Linked DNA regions of Homo sapiens: region 2 is linked to region 1. Evidence: chromatin contacts called from ENCODE Hi-C or POLR2A ChIA-PET data. All regions are on one chromosome and are shown on one strand. The core of a region is the stretch at or near the end of the contact, and the rest is flanking DNA. Distances in the headings are between cores, read along the strand shown. Region 1 holds the start of PHF23 (PHD finger protein 23). Region 2 holds the start of PFAS (phosphoribosylformylglycinamidine synthase).

What was found. A loop is a pair of places that touch in the nucleus more often than their neighbours do. ChIA-PET counts read pairs that join two places held with the same protein, here RNA polymerase II (POLR2A). Pooled maps may share reads with other maps.
Region 2: a pooled map shows a loop between it and region 1 (11-fold over the local background). The contact joins the promoter of PFAS here to the promoter of PHF23 in region 1. A Hi-C loop is called at or near these places in 1 of 37 single-sample maps with no recorded cell type and 6 of 50 pooled maps. POLR2A ChIA-PET finds 5 or more read pairs at or near these places in 2 of 52 experiments (B cell and BJ).

The regions. Positions count from the first base shown.
Region 1 is chr17:7,237,371-7,244,215 of GRCh38, reverse strand. PHF23 (PHD finger protein 23) reads left to right here and starts at 4,759. Exons shown (of 5, transcript NM_024297.3): 1 at 4,759-4,970; 2 at 6,556-6,587; 3 at 6,739-6,831. The coding sequence starts at 4,937. GABARAP (GABA type A receptor-associated protein) reads left to right here and starts at 1,767. Exons shown (of 4, transcript NM_007278.2): 1 at 1,767-1,975; 2 at 2,537-2,615; 3 at 2,756-2,874; 4 at 3,297-4,208. The coding sequence starts at 1,886. The coding sequence ends at 3,362. CTDNEP1 (CTD nuclear envelope phosphatase 1) reads left to right here. Exons shown (of 8, transcript NM_001143775.2): 8 at 1-625. The coding sequence ends at 31. RefSeq lists silencers at 1,005-1,114, 1,705-1,894, 4,492-4,631, 4,682-4,861, 6,012-6,491 and enhancers at 1,507-2,058, 2,059-2,610, 4,292-4,381, 4,509-5,158.
Region 2 is chr17:8,246,255-8,253,263 of GRCh38, reverse strand. It overlaps PFAS (phosphoribosylformylglycinamidine synthase), which reads right to left and starts at 3,975. Exons shown (of 28, transcript NM_012393.3): 1 at 3,925-3,975. CTC1 (CST telomere replication complex component 1) reads left to right here and starts at 5,208. Exons shown (of 23, transcript NM_025099.6): 1 at 5,208-5,260. The coding sequence starts at 5,228. RefSeq lists enhancers at 3,791-4,547, 4,672-4,791, 5,272-5,411 and a silencer at 5,132-5,181.

The DNA of each region.
Region 1 (6,845 bases), core at 3,510-6,009:
CCGAAACCTTCACCAACATCGGCTCTGGTGACAGCTGCTCCCCCTCCACCTGAGTTGGGGTGGGGGGGAAAGGGAGGGCGAGCCCTTGGGATGCCGTCTGATGCCCTGTCCAATGTGAGGACTGCCTGGGCAGGGTCTGCCCCTCCCACCCCTCTCTGCCCTGGGAGCCCTACACTCCACTTGGAGTCTGGATGGACACATGGGCCAGGGGCTCTGAAGCAGCCTCACTCTTAACTTCGTGTTCACACTCCATGGAAACCCCAGACTGGGACACAGGCGGAAGCCTAGGAGAGCCGAATCAGTGTTTGTGAAGAGGCAGGACTGGCCAGAGTGACAGACATACGGTGATCCAGGAGGCTCAAAGAGAAGCCAAGTCAGCTTTGTTGTGATTTGATTTTTTTTAAAAAACTCTTGTACAAAACTGATCTAATTCTTCACTCCTGCTCCAAGGGCTGGGCTGTGGGTGGGATACTGGGATTTTGGGCCACTGGATTTTCCCTAAATTTGTCCCCCCTTTACTCTCCCTCTATTTTTCTCTCCTTAGACTCCCTCAGACCTGTAACCAGCTTTGTGTCTTTTTTCCTTTTCTCTCTTTTAAACCATGCATTATAACTTTGAAACCAAAGCGGCCTTAGGTCCTTCTCTGGGGTTTTGGGAAGTGAAGAGAGGGGACTTTGTTCACATGCACCCTGTCCCACAGGCAGAGGGGGAAGAGACTGCTGTTGGACTCAAGGGGCAGGGGGAAAGGTGGCGTTGAGTATAGGGATAGAATAATGCGGACACCAGATGCCTGGGATACAATAATGCTGACACCAGATGCTTTGGCGGGAAGGGCCGAGTGACAGGATGGGCGCGCTGGTGGGGAGTGGAAGGACACCTTCGGAGAAGCAGGCTATGGAAGCACGAAAGGAGAAACCGGCTATGGAAGCACGAAAGGAGAAACCTGGACGGCCAAAGGGCGTAGAGCTGGAGAAACCGGGCTTCGTCCGGGGCACTGACGTGGACAGGTTAAGCGGGCGCTGCCCCCAGGTGGCTGGCGCCCCGACCTCCGCTGTCCGGGAAGGCGTCGGTCCCCCTCCCAGCTGTCGCCCAGCCGGCCCCGCCTCCCCGGCGCCCTCCCAAGCCGGCCCTACTTCGCGCACCCGCCACGTGACGCTCCGCCCTCTTTGAGATCACATGATTTAACTCAAGTCCCGCAGTGTTCCTCCGCGCTGGCGTAGTCCCTACCTTTCCAACCTCCTCTCCAGTCCCTATTGGTCTACTCATTTTGGCACTTAAGCGTTCTGTAGATCTCTCCAAACATCTGTTTTCTTTTTGACTTCTTATTTCTGGAGATCATCTCCGCCACTTGGGTACTACTTTGTTTTGGTGTCAACGGCCGCCTTCAGCGTAGCAACACGGTTCGTGAATAGCTAACCTTGTAATTGTCCCTGCTGTTCCTCTACGTTGTTAACGAAAGGAACTTGGAGAACCAAGTCTCGTATGATGATTACCATCTTTTACTCCTCTTCAGCCCCAGCTTCCTTGAGGGGACGGTTGGGGAATAGGTTTAGAGTAATTTTCGATGAGCAAAAGCCAACCGTCTTTGCTACGTCGCCTGCGTAGCCCACAAATTGATTCCAAAGCGATTACGCTAATGGCGTGAGGGGGCCGGTCAGTTGGTGGTGCTACGCTAGCAGCGTTAGCGCCGCTGAGGTAGTGGCGTATCTTAGCGGGGGGGGCAGTCCCCGATAGTCGGGGGCGGGGTTGGTGAATAGGGAAGTGGCGCAAATTCGTGGATCGCTCCGCTGAATCCGCCCGCGCGTCGCCGCCGTCGTCGCCGCCCCCCGTCCCGGCCCCCCTGGGTTCCCTCAGCCCAGCCCTGTCCAGCCCGGTTCCCGGGAGGATGAAGTTCGTGTACAAAGAAGAGCATCCGTTCGAGAAGCGCCGCTCTGAGGGCGAGAAGATCCGAAAGAAATACCCGGACCGGGTGCCGGTGAGGACAGTAGCCAGGGCCGAGGGCGCGGGACGCTTACGCTGACGCCACAGCCTGGCCTTGGATCGGGACAGGCAGCGCAGGGATCAGGCTGCTGGCTGTGGTGGGGTTGGCAGCGAGCCTGAAACTGCTGTCCTTGGGACCCAGGATGAAAGGAGTGGGGTAGTGGTGGATGTGGGGTTGAGAGGGATGTGGACAGGAGAGAGAAACCTTAGCATTTGAGGCCTTAGAGAGTTTGACAGCCTGAGCTTCAAATGGTCATCCCCCCAGCTAGCTAAGGTTGCGAGATTGAATCACTAGTCGACCCAAACAAGTCACCTCCGTCTGATTAAGATAGTTGTTTATGGTGACGCCCTATTGGGGGATGGATCCTGGATATTTAAATGAGCTCCAGTCAGTGAGGTCAGGATCTCTGGGACTCAGTGCTGCACCGCGTGTACAAAGACAAAGAGATGAATCTGGGGTAGATTTAGGTGCTAGGAATATTGTTTCTTGAGTTCTTGACAGGTGCAGCTTCGGGGCTGCATTCCTTCTGTCTCCTAATTTTCATCTCTTTATCAGGTGATAGTAGAAAAGGCTCCCAAAGCTCGGATAGGAGACCTGGACAAAAAGAAATACCTGGTGCCTTCTGATCTCACAGGTGGGAACCTGATCCAAGACTCAGGCTTGCTTCCTGTGGGTGGGAGTGCAGTCTCTGCGGGAGGAGGCTCCACCTAGCAGCTGTTCTTTTGAGGGCATTTTTGACCTCTGTGACTTTCTTGCATCTTGTATCTTTTGCAGTTGGTCAGTTCTACTTCTTGATCCGGAAGCGAATTCATCTCCGAGCTGAGGATGCCTTGTTTTTCTTTGTCAACAATGTCATTCCACCCACCAGTGCCACAATGGGTCAGCTGTACCAGGTATGGTGACTGGGAAGTGGTGGAGGCTTTGGAGAGGAATCTTGGAAGAGCGTGAGGGGAAGAAAGTGTTGTTACATCAGTAGTTTTGGACTAGCTTCCTGGCTTGCCTTAAAGTTTCATAATAGCCGTGGGTTGGGGGTTTGGACAGAACAGTAGGAGTAGAGAGAAGGAAAGAGAACAGTGAGCTAGAGAAACTATCTGTTCGGGACTCTTCCCAGTCCCCCTCCCCATTCCAAAGCAGCAGAAAACAGTTTGAGGCCTTTTTGCCCAGGACTGCAGAGATTATACTGCTCGTGTGGTAGGCCTTGGAGTCAGTGAAGGAGTCAGGCAATGGTTTGTGGTTCTAGAAGAACGTGTCTGGGTCGTGGTTGGTTTAAGTTACTGGAGCCCAGTTGCTGAACAGTTTTCTGCTTTCATCCCAGGAACACCATGAAGAAGACTTCTTTCTCTACATTGCCTACAGTGACGAAAGTGTCTACGGTCTGTGAAGCTGCTGCCCCTGAGCTGGAGGGGGGTCTCATTCTACAAAGAGAGAGGTGGCCCCCCTTTCTTGACCTCCTCCTCCTTCAAGCTCAAACACCACCTCCCTTATTCAGGACCGGCACTTCTTAATGTTTGTGGCTTTCTCTCCAGCCTCTCTTAGGAGGGGTAATGGTGGAGTTGGCATCTTGTAACTCTCCTTTCTCCTTTCTTCCCCTTTCTCTGCCCGCCTTTCCCATCCTGCTGTAGACTTCTTGATTGTCAGTCTGTGTCACATCCAGTGATTGTTTTGGTTTCTGTTCCCTTTCTGACTGCCCAAGGGGCTCAGAACCCCAGCAATCCCTTCCTTTCACTACCTTCTTTTTTGGGGGTAGTTGGAAGGGACTGAAATTGTGGGGGGAAGGTAGGAGGCACATCAATAAAGAGGAAACCACCAAGCTGAACTGAATTTTGCCTTGTGTTGCTCCCCTCGTCCCGCTGATTTTAAGTCTTTCCAAGGTGTCAGTGGGTTTCAGTGGTGGGGAAAGAAGAGTACTGGGTACAAGCTGGAGGGATAGAAGTATATTTTGGTTTATTCTGTTCATGTTGGGCTTTTCCCTGTCTGCAAAAAGAGGGTGCTTTTGTTGTGATGGAATGGAATACTGAGGATTATTTCTTGAAACTTTAGTTTTATAACACGCATGTGAAACTAAATGTTAAAAATGCTCATGTAAAAAAAAATTTTTTTTTACTGTGGGTTCCTGTGGAGAAAGTTCCGAAGTACCTGCTTTAGGTGAACATCCACATTTGCTAGAACATTCTAACTAAGATATTTTCATGTGTGCAAGCTAGTAAAACGGCTGTTCTCAGTTGCATGTCACTTGGCTAGACTTTTGCCGGTGTGTGGGATCCGGCAGAGTGGAATCAGGGAGGGAGAAGACTGGGAGCGGGAGCCATTATCGCCAGGAATACTTCAACTCCCAGCAATCATTTCTCCGGCAGGCCGGAAGTGGGGCGGTCCTCCTGGGGAGAAAGAAGCTGCAGAACGAGGCAGTATGGTGGCCGAGAGTTCTAATCCCTTCTTCCTCTTCTTTCTTGGTCCCGCCCAGCCTACATCTCCCAGGGGCCTGCGCGCGCACTTCCGCTCTCCCCTCCGGCTCCTGGTCTCCCCGCCGCTCCCCGGGGGAGGGGAGCGGCTTGGTGCGCCTGCGCCAGCCTGTGGCTTTCTGGGAATCAAAGTTCCGGAGGTTCATGCGGTCCCTTTTCCGCTGTTCCCGGACGGACTACAAAACCCTTGGTGCACTGCGCCTCGGCGCCGGCGGGGGGAGGAGGGAGAGAAGAGGAGGGAGGGAGGAGAGAGGAGGTGGAGGAGGAGGAGGAGGGAGCAGGCGGCCGGCGGCGCGGGGGGAGGGGGCCCGGTCCGGGAGTGCGGGAGGCAGTGGTAGAGGGAGGTGGCGGCAGCGGCTAGCGGACTCGAGTCTCAACCGGGCTGAGGCGGACACTTCTGTGGAGCGAAGCAGTGGGAGCATCGAGCACTAGAGGCGGCACCGGGATCCCCGGCTCCGGGGAGGGGGGCGCCGGACCGGGAGGAGGGGAGGGGGCGATGCTGGAAGCCATGGCGGAGCCCAGTCCCGAAGGTGAGCTCTCGACCGGTGCAGAGCGCTGAGCCGGCGGGGGGCGGGCGAGGAATCAATTGGCAAACTTGGAGGTCGAGCCCCGGAGCCCAGCGGGGGAGTTCGGGGAGGGGGTCGGGAGGCTGGCCCTGGAGGTGGGAGAGCGACGAGTTGAGAGACCTTGGAGAAAGAGGAGTGGGAAACTGGGCTGGGGTAGTTGGAGATCAGACGGTGTGGGGGTGCGGGGGATAGGAGCTTGAAACCCGGAGCCTCGGGGGTTAGGGCCCGAAAGGGCCACCGGCAGATTGGGGCCCTGGAACTGGAAGGTTAGGGGAATCCAGTGGCCGGAGAGTTGCTCAGGAGGGAGGACGTAGAAGAGGCTGAGTGAGGGGCCCGGTAGTTCGCCGAGGTGGGGTAGTTTGTGGCGGTGGTACCGGAGCTCCGAGTAGTTGCCGCCGGAGAATGCCCGGTGATTGTCGGAGAGGTGGGCAGGTAGTTGTGGGGAGAAGAGGGGGTCTGGGTATTGTCTACGGCAGACGGACCTGTACCGGGGGGTAGTTGTGGAGAGAGCGAGCCAGGAAGCGAGGCGAGCTGGGTAGTTGTAGGGGGTGGTGGGGCGGGGTGGGGGGGGTTAAGACCGGCGACTTGTCGGGCGGGGGGGTAGGGTTGGTCCGCGAGGGTTAAGAGCCTGGGAGTTGCTGAGGGTGAGGGGGGCATCGGCGGCAGCAGCGGTGGCTGCTGTGGAGAGAGAGAGAGAGTGGCTGGTTGGGGGGAAGGGGCCAGAGTTGAGGGGTCCATAGCCTAGTAACTGGGTGGTGAGTACGGGGGCGGAGGGGGGGGCGGCGGCCGGAGAGGGCTAGGAACAGGGCCGGGGGGCCCGGTGGGGAGCCCGAAAAGCTGGAGACGGGGAGGGGCCAAAGCCCCGGATGGGGGCGGAGGGACGGCGAAATTGTGGGGAGCGCGGTATGGGCGGGGGGGGGGGGGCAGGTGGGGGCCGCGTCCGGGTTAGAGCTCCCGGGTCTGTCCCGGCCGTGAAGTAGCGTTGGATGCGTGTGCCTGTGTGTGTCTGGGGTGGGGGTGAGGGGCGCGCCGGGCCGCGTGCTCGAGTAGAAGGGGCCGGAGGGCGGGGAGCGGTTCGGCGTGGTCATCCTGGACCCTGGGGGCTGGCGGGCGGCGTGTGCGGTCTCGGAGGGCCCGAGGCGGTGGAGCGCGGCCGGGTAGGAACTCGGGGCTCCGGGCGCGTGTGAAGGACGGGGGCGGCTGGCGGCGGCCCGGACGCGGCCCCGGGAGCGGTACGGTGGGGTGGGGCGCTGAGGGATCCGAGTAGACTGGAGTCGAGAGAGACCGTGAGTTGGGGGGGCGGGGCGCCGGGCCTCCGGTTGGGGGAAGGGGAGCGCTATAGCGAGGCCTCAGAGGGCGCCGCGCCCAGGCTCCGCCCCTCGCGGGGCGGAAGGGGGAGCCGGGGCGGATCCAACACAGCTGGGGGCCTGCTGGCCTGGCAGAGGGACCTGGGAGAGCAGGGGGTTCACTTAGGAACAACGGGGTTTAGAGGGGGAGTTTTACACAGATTGTTCCTAGTGTCTTGACTCAGCTTTTATTGCTTTTCCAGATCCACCTCCGACCCTTAAGCCAGAGACTCAGGTGAGGTTTGCCTTACCTTTGCAGCCTAGTAGCCCTGCCTGACAACGCCCCCCGCCCCCCTTTTCTAGACCTCACTTAGGGACTGTGTTTCTGGGAATGCCATTCTTAAACTGTGTGGCTTTGCATGTGATCCATATCTCCTTCCTTTCAGCCACCAGAGAAACGGCGGAGAACAATTGAGGATTTCAACAAATTCTGCAGTTTTGTTTTGGCATATGCTGGTTACATTCCCCCTAGCAAAGAGGTAGGGGCAAGAGA
Region 2 (7,009 bases), core at 2,726-5,225, 1.0 Mb before region 1:
CAGAAACTCTGTCTGCTCTCACAGGGTTTATATTTTATTGGGGGAGAAAGGCCAAGTACCCAGACATTTCCAGTCCCGTGTGGTGAAGGTCAGGGGACTGTGGACACCAATCCTGCACTTCAGGTGTCAGGAAAAATTTCCTGAGAGAAATGGTATCAGCCATGGATTGAATGTTTGTGTATCTCCCCCTCCCAATTCATATATTGAAACCCTAATCCTCAATGTTATGGTATTTGGAGGTGGGGCCTCTGGGACGTAATTAGGTCATGAAAGTGGAACTCTCAAGAATGAGCTACTAATCTCACCAAACCTCTTATAATCTGCCCTTATAAGAAGAGGCCAGATTGGGCGGGGCATAGTGGCTAACACCTGTAATCTTAGCCCTTTGGAGGCTGAGGTGGGAGGATTGAGCACAGGCGTTCGAGACCAACCTGGGCAACATGGCAAAAACCCCATCTCTCTCAAAAAAGATACAAAAATTTGCTGGGTGTGCTGGCATGTGCCTGTAGTCCCAGCAACTAGGGAGGCTGAGGTGGGAAGATCACTTGAGCCTGGGGAGGCGGAGGCTGCAGTGAGCAGTGATCAAGCCGCTGCACTCCAGCCTGGGCAACACAGTGAGAACTTGAGATCAGGAGTTCCAGACCAGCCTGACCAACATGGTGAAACCTCATCTCTACTAAAAAAAATACAAAATTAGCCGGGCGTGGTGATGCGTGCCTGTAATCACAGCTAATTGAGAGGCTGAGGCAGGAGAATCACTCGAACCCGGGAGGCGGAAGTTGCAGTGAGCTGAGATCGAGCCATTGCACTCCAGCCTGGGCAACAAGAGTGAAACTCTGTCTCAAAACAAACAAAAACAAACAAACAAAAAAGGATCTCTGATCACAAAGCTTTTGTTTAAGAATTTATTGCTTGATGATATCATGTCATAAATTATTTATTTATTTATTTATTTTCTTTTTCTTTTTTTTTGAGATGGATTCACTCTGTCACCCAGGCTGGAGTGCAGTGGCACAATCTGGGCTCTCTGCAACTTCTGCCACCTGGGTTCAAGCAATTCTCCTGCCTCAGCCTCCCAAGTAGCTGAGATTACAGGCATGCGCCACCACGCCCAGCTAATTTTTGTATTATTAGTAGAGACGGGGTTTCCCTATGTTCGCCAGGCTGGTCTCCAACTCCTGACCTCAAGTGATCTGCCCGCCTCGGACTCCCAAAGCGTTGGGATTACAGGCGTGCGCCACCATTCCGACCCATAAATTATTAAAACAAAAAAAAAGAATTGCTTAAGCAGGGCTGGGCATGGTGGCTCACATCTGTAATCCTAGCACTTTAGGAGGCCAAGAGGGGCAGATCACTTGAGGTCAGGAGTTCAAGACCAACCTGGCCAACGTGGTGAAACCCTGTCTCTATTAAAAATACAAAAAATTAGCCGGGCGTGGTGGCAAGCACCTGTAGTCCCAGCTACTCGGGAGGCTGAGGCAGGAGAATCACTGGAACCTGGGAAGCAGAGGTTGCAGTGAGCCAAGATTGAGCCATTGCACTCCAGCCTGGGTGACAGAGTAAGACTCTGACTCAAAAAAAAAAAAAAAAAAAAAGAATTGCTTAAGCAGATCCTGAATTCCAGCAGAACAGCTGACTCCACCAGCTCAAAGACTCCCACAGAAGCCAGGAGCAGTGGCTCACGCCTATAATCCCAATGCCTGTAATCCCAGCACTTTGGGAGGCCAAAGCAGTGGACTGCTTGAGCCCAGGAGTTTGAGACCAGCCCTGGGCAACATGGTAAGACCCTGTCTTTATAAAAAAAAAAATTAAAAATTAGTGGGGCATGGTGGCATGTACCTGTGGTCCCAGCTACTCAAGAGGCTGAGGTAAGAGGATCGCTTGAGCCCATGAGTTTGAGGCTGCAGTGAGCTACGATTGTGCCACTGCACTCCAGCCTGGGTGACAGAGCAAGACCCCGTCTTTCTTTTTCTTTTTTTGAGATGGGGTCTCACTCTGTTGCCAGGCTGGAGTACAGTGGCACGATCTCGGCTCACTGCAACCTCTGCCTTGCGGGTTCACGCGATTCTCCTGCCTCGGTCTCCCGAGTAGCTGAGACTACAGGTGCACACCACCATGACCAGCTAATTTTTGTATTTTTAGTAGAGATGGGGTTTCACCATGTTCGCCAGGATGGTCTCAATCTCTTGAACTCGTGATCCACCCACCTCAGCCTCCCAAAGTGCTGGGATTATAGGCGTGAGCGACTGCGCCAGGCAGACCTCATCTTTCAAATTAAAAAAAATAAAAAAAAAAAAAGACTCCCACAGTGGAACCAAGTGAGCATGAGAATCAGTTTCTTCATCTCCCTGTTTCATGACCTCACCCTGCACTCTTCAATCAATGATTTTCACACTTCATCCTAATCCTATTCCAAACTCTTTTTTAAAAACCCTAGCCCCAAAGTACTCTGGGAGATGGATTTGAGGTTTCCTCCTGTCTCCTTGTTCAGCAGCCCTATGATTAAACCTCTTTCTCTGCTGCAACCTGGTGTCTTGGTGTATTGACCTCCAGTGTGCATCAGGCAACAGAACTATTACAGTTAATACTTTTAGCCTAACATTCAAAGGCCCTCCCCATCTATCCCAAACTACCTATCCAATTTCTGGTCCCACTGCCTCTCAGCGGGACCCTGGCTTTACTCACCAAACTCTGCTGTTCCCCTAGTCTTGCCACTCAGTAAACACTACCATCATCCAATTTGTTGCTCAAGACAAAAACACAGAAGTCATCCTTAATTCTCTTTCCCTCAGACTCTCTAAATCCAATCCACCAGGAAATCTATTTCCAATCATGTCTCAAATCTCTCATCTCTTCATCTCTACTACCTCACTCTAGTTCAAGTAAGCCACCACCATCACTCACCTGGACCAATGCATTAACCTCCTGACCACTGCATAACCACAATTCATTTGTCACACATCAGCATAAAGTGGATTATGGCTTCCCATTACACATGGTATAAATTCCAACTCAGCATCCTGGTTTACCAAGTCTGGCCACTCTCTGGCCTACCTTTCCAACCCTATCTCACACCATTCTCTTTTTCACCCACAATGCACCAACCACACATTAGCTTCTTTTTTATTTCTCTAACTTGCCAAGCTCAGTCCTGGAAGGCATTTTTTTCACCCTGACATATGCATGGCTAGCTCTTGTTATTTAGATTTCTGGTGATTCGCCTTCGTGGAAAAGGCTTCACTAGCCACTCAAGTAGTTACTATCAGATGGCCGGCCCTATTTTAATTTCCTGTAAAGCGCTTATCACTATTGGATGTTTTTATTTTTCGCTCTATATTCCCCACTAGAAAAAAAATCTCTACGTGGGCATGGGATGTTGCTGCTTCGTTTCCATTGAATTACCAAGGCTTAGAACAATACCAGGGCTTGAAACGCAAAAAAATTCTAAAACTTGTGGAATGACTTAATGAACTCTTGATTCTCACCACTCTTCAGCCCCTCCCCAACTTTCAGGACAGTCTTCCTGAAGGCATTTTGTTTATTAAGCCACTTGATTTCCGTCTATCATTCCCAGTAAAATATAAGCTTCAAGAGCTCAGAGACAGGGTTTGCGTGCATGAGGGCTGTATTCCATGACCAGCATGGTGCCTGATATAAAGTAGGCGGCCGGCAGTCTTTCTGTTAGCTGAATCCATGAATGGGACAATGGGGCTAAATTTACATGGGGGTCGGCCATGCCTGGGGTCTGCGGAACGCACGCAAGATAGGACGAATGGACGCCTCCACTAAAGCAAATACGCGGGCACCAAGTAGACACAGCTCGGCCCGGTGGGGATACTGAAGCCGCCAGACCAAGCTTGGGCTAGATGACGAAACGCTGCACCTGGAGGAGGATCCAGGTCCGCACGCGGTAACTATACTCACGTGGAAGATGCACTCGCGGCCACAGAGCACCTCGAATCGTCGCGCGCGTTTGTTACGTCATCCGCGTGCGCCGCGGGCAGAGACTGGACCTGCCAGCGCCGGGGCGACTACGCCCCGCCCACTTTTCCCCAGCCACCCGGCCGAATTCTAGGTTCTTGGTGGGGAGAGGTTTATCCCCAGGTGGTTTCTCCCACAAATCTGTCTTGAACTGACGTTTGTGAAAATACATTCAGTTCCCCGTCCCCGCGGGGACAGTTAAGTAATGACATCAGTTAGTTAAGGCCATAAAGCAAGCATGTGAAAGTTGTGCTTTGGTGGCATTACGAGGAAGCCCTTCTCTGCTTGGCAAGATCAGGGAGACTGAAAGATGCTTAGAAGTCATCCACCAGGCGGGCTGTGTTTGAGTTCCTGAGCTCTGCTACCCCATCCATCTGAAGGCCTGCGGGATGCCGGACAGGATGTCACTTAGGAGGGAGACGGAGGCTGGGCGCGGTGGCTCCCGCCTGTAATCCGAGCACTTTGGGAGCCCGAGGCGGGCAGATCGCTTGAGCCCAGGAGTTCGAGACCAGTCTGGGCAACATGGCGAAACCATGTCGCTACAGAAAAATACAAAAATTAGCCGGGTGTGGCGGTGCAAGCCTGCGATCCCAGCTACTTGGTGGGCTGAGGTGGGAGGATCGCTTGAGCCCGGGAGGTCGAGGCTGCAGTGAACCGAGATGGCGCCGCTGCACTCCAGCCTGGGCGATAGAGCGAGACCTCGTCTCAAAAAAATCAGAGAGGGCCAGGGGCTGTGTTTCACGCCTGTAATCCCAGCACTTTGGGAGGCTGAGGCGGGTGGATCACCTGAGGTCAGGAGTTTGAGACCAGCCTGGCCACATGGTGAAACCCCGTCTCTACTAAAAATACAAAAAAAAAAAAAAAAAAAAAAATTAGCCGGGCGTGGTGGTGGCAGGTGCCTGTAATCCTAGCTACTCAGGAGGCTGAGGCCGGAAAATCCCTTGAACCTGGGAGGCGGGGGTTGCAGTGAGCCGAGATCGCGCCACTGCACTCCAGCCTGGGCGACAGAACCAGGCTTCGTCTTAAAAAAAAAAAAATCAGAGAAAAGAGACAGGGGTGTCGGGAGTTGGGATGGTGCACCGAGGCGCCTCGCGGAGTCTCTAGGAAGCGAGGGGGTGAGCAGCGAGAAGGAGCTGGAGGTGGCGAGGAAACCCGCTCACCGGTGACGTCACCGAGCGCCCCCCCACCCCCATCCCCACCCCCAAGCGAGCACCTGCCCCTCCCGGGGGCGGAGCTCCGGCGCATCATGGCGGCTGGCCGGGCCCAGGTCCCTTCCTCCGTGAGTGCTGCTATTACGTCTCTTGTTCCTTTTTTCTTGTTTGTCACAGATACTCTTTCTCTTCCTATTTCCTCTGCCTTGTCTCTCTGGGCTCGCTGGCCGCGTCCGGCCCATGGGTGAGGGGGTTGTGAGTCGGTCCGCTCCTACCTCTTACTGGTTCTGCGAATGTTTATTCCCTCATTCACGCGGCGCCCGCTGTGAGCCTTAAACTGGTCTCCGTTCACTCTCTAGGGTTTAATCCTGGTGGGAAACCAGGAGCAGGTTAATGGGGGAACTATGGGGCTGTGGGTTCCTGGAGAAGACCCTTGACGGAGCTGTAGGGGAAAAGGGCAACCATAATAAGTAAAAGCGTCTGAGACCCGAAGTGCGTGTAGAAGGCAAAAAGCGCCGAAAGGGGCTGGGTGTGGTGGCTCACGCTTGTAATCCAGCACTGTGGGAGGCGGAGGCGGGCGGATTACTTGAGGTCAGGAGTTCGAGACCAGCCTGACCAACATGGTGAAACCTCATCTCTACTAAAAATACAAAAATTAGCCGGGCGTGGTGGCGCGCACCTGTAATTCCAGCTACTCAGAAGGTTGAGGCAGGAGAATCGCTTGAACCGGGTAGACGGAGGCTGCAGTGAGCTGAGATTGTGCCACAGCACTCCAGCCTGGGCAACAGAGCGAGACTCTGTCAAAAAAAAAAAAAAAAAAAAAAAAGCGCCGGAAGGGGTTTCAGGACGGAAGCAAACACATATTCAAAGGCAGGAGGATAGAGCAGGTGTCTGAAAAACTCAAAAGTTCAGTTGGGTGGTGGTGGAGGGGTCAGAGCTGACAGTTTTGTACCTCTTGCTAAGCAGCGACTTTAACATGAGGGTAATTGGGTGTGGTGGCACACGCCGGTAATCCCAGCTGCTCAGGAAGCTGAGCAGGGAACCACGGAAGTGGAGGTTGCAGTGAGCCGAGATCGCGCCACTGCACTCTAGCCTGGACGACAGAGCCAGACTCCATCTCAAATAAATAAATAAATAAATAAATAAATAAATAAATAAATAAATAAGATGTTAAGAAAATACAATCTAAAGGATTGGTTTGTGTGCGTGTGTGTGTGTGTGTGTTTTGAGACGGAGTCTAGCTTTGTCACCAGGCTGGAGTGCAGTGACGCGATCTCGGCTCACTGCAACCTCTGCCTCCCAGGTTCAAGCGATTCTTCTGCCTCAGCCTCCCGAGTAGCTGGAATTACAGGCATACAGGCACGCGCCGCCATGCCCAGCTCATTTTTGTATTTTTTTTCTTTTTTTTAAGTACAGACGGTGTTTCACCATGTTAGCCAGGATGGTCTCGATCTCCTGACGTCGTGATCTGCCCGCCTTGGCCTCCGAAACTGCTGGGATTACAGGCGTGAGCCACTGCACCCAGCCAGGACTGGGACCTATGTAGGGAAAGGAAGGAGCTAAGGAGGACATCTAGGTTTCAGGATAGAACAACTGTTTGGTTAAGGGTACTATTTGCTAAGTTAGTGAACATAACACTAGAAGAGTTCTAGAAAAGGACAGGGTTTTGTGGAAAGTTCAGTGTTGGGCATGTGTGCTGCCTGTGGATTGGCCATGGAGAGTCTGGCAGATGGATAGGACTAAAGCTCAGGAATGAGATCTCAGCTAAAGTAGACATACAGGAACAATCATCATCTGGCCATGGCTGTTAAACCCATGCAGTGGTTGAGATAATTGTGGGAAAGCATATTGTGTTCTTAAACTTCAGCCTGTATTAA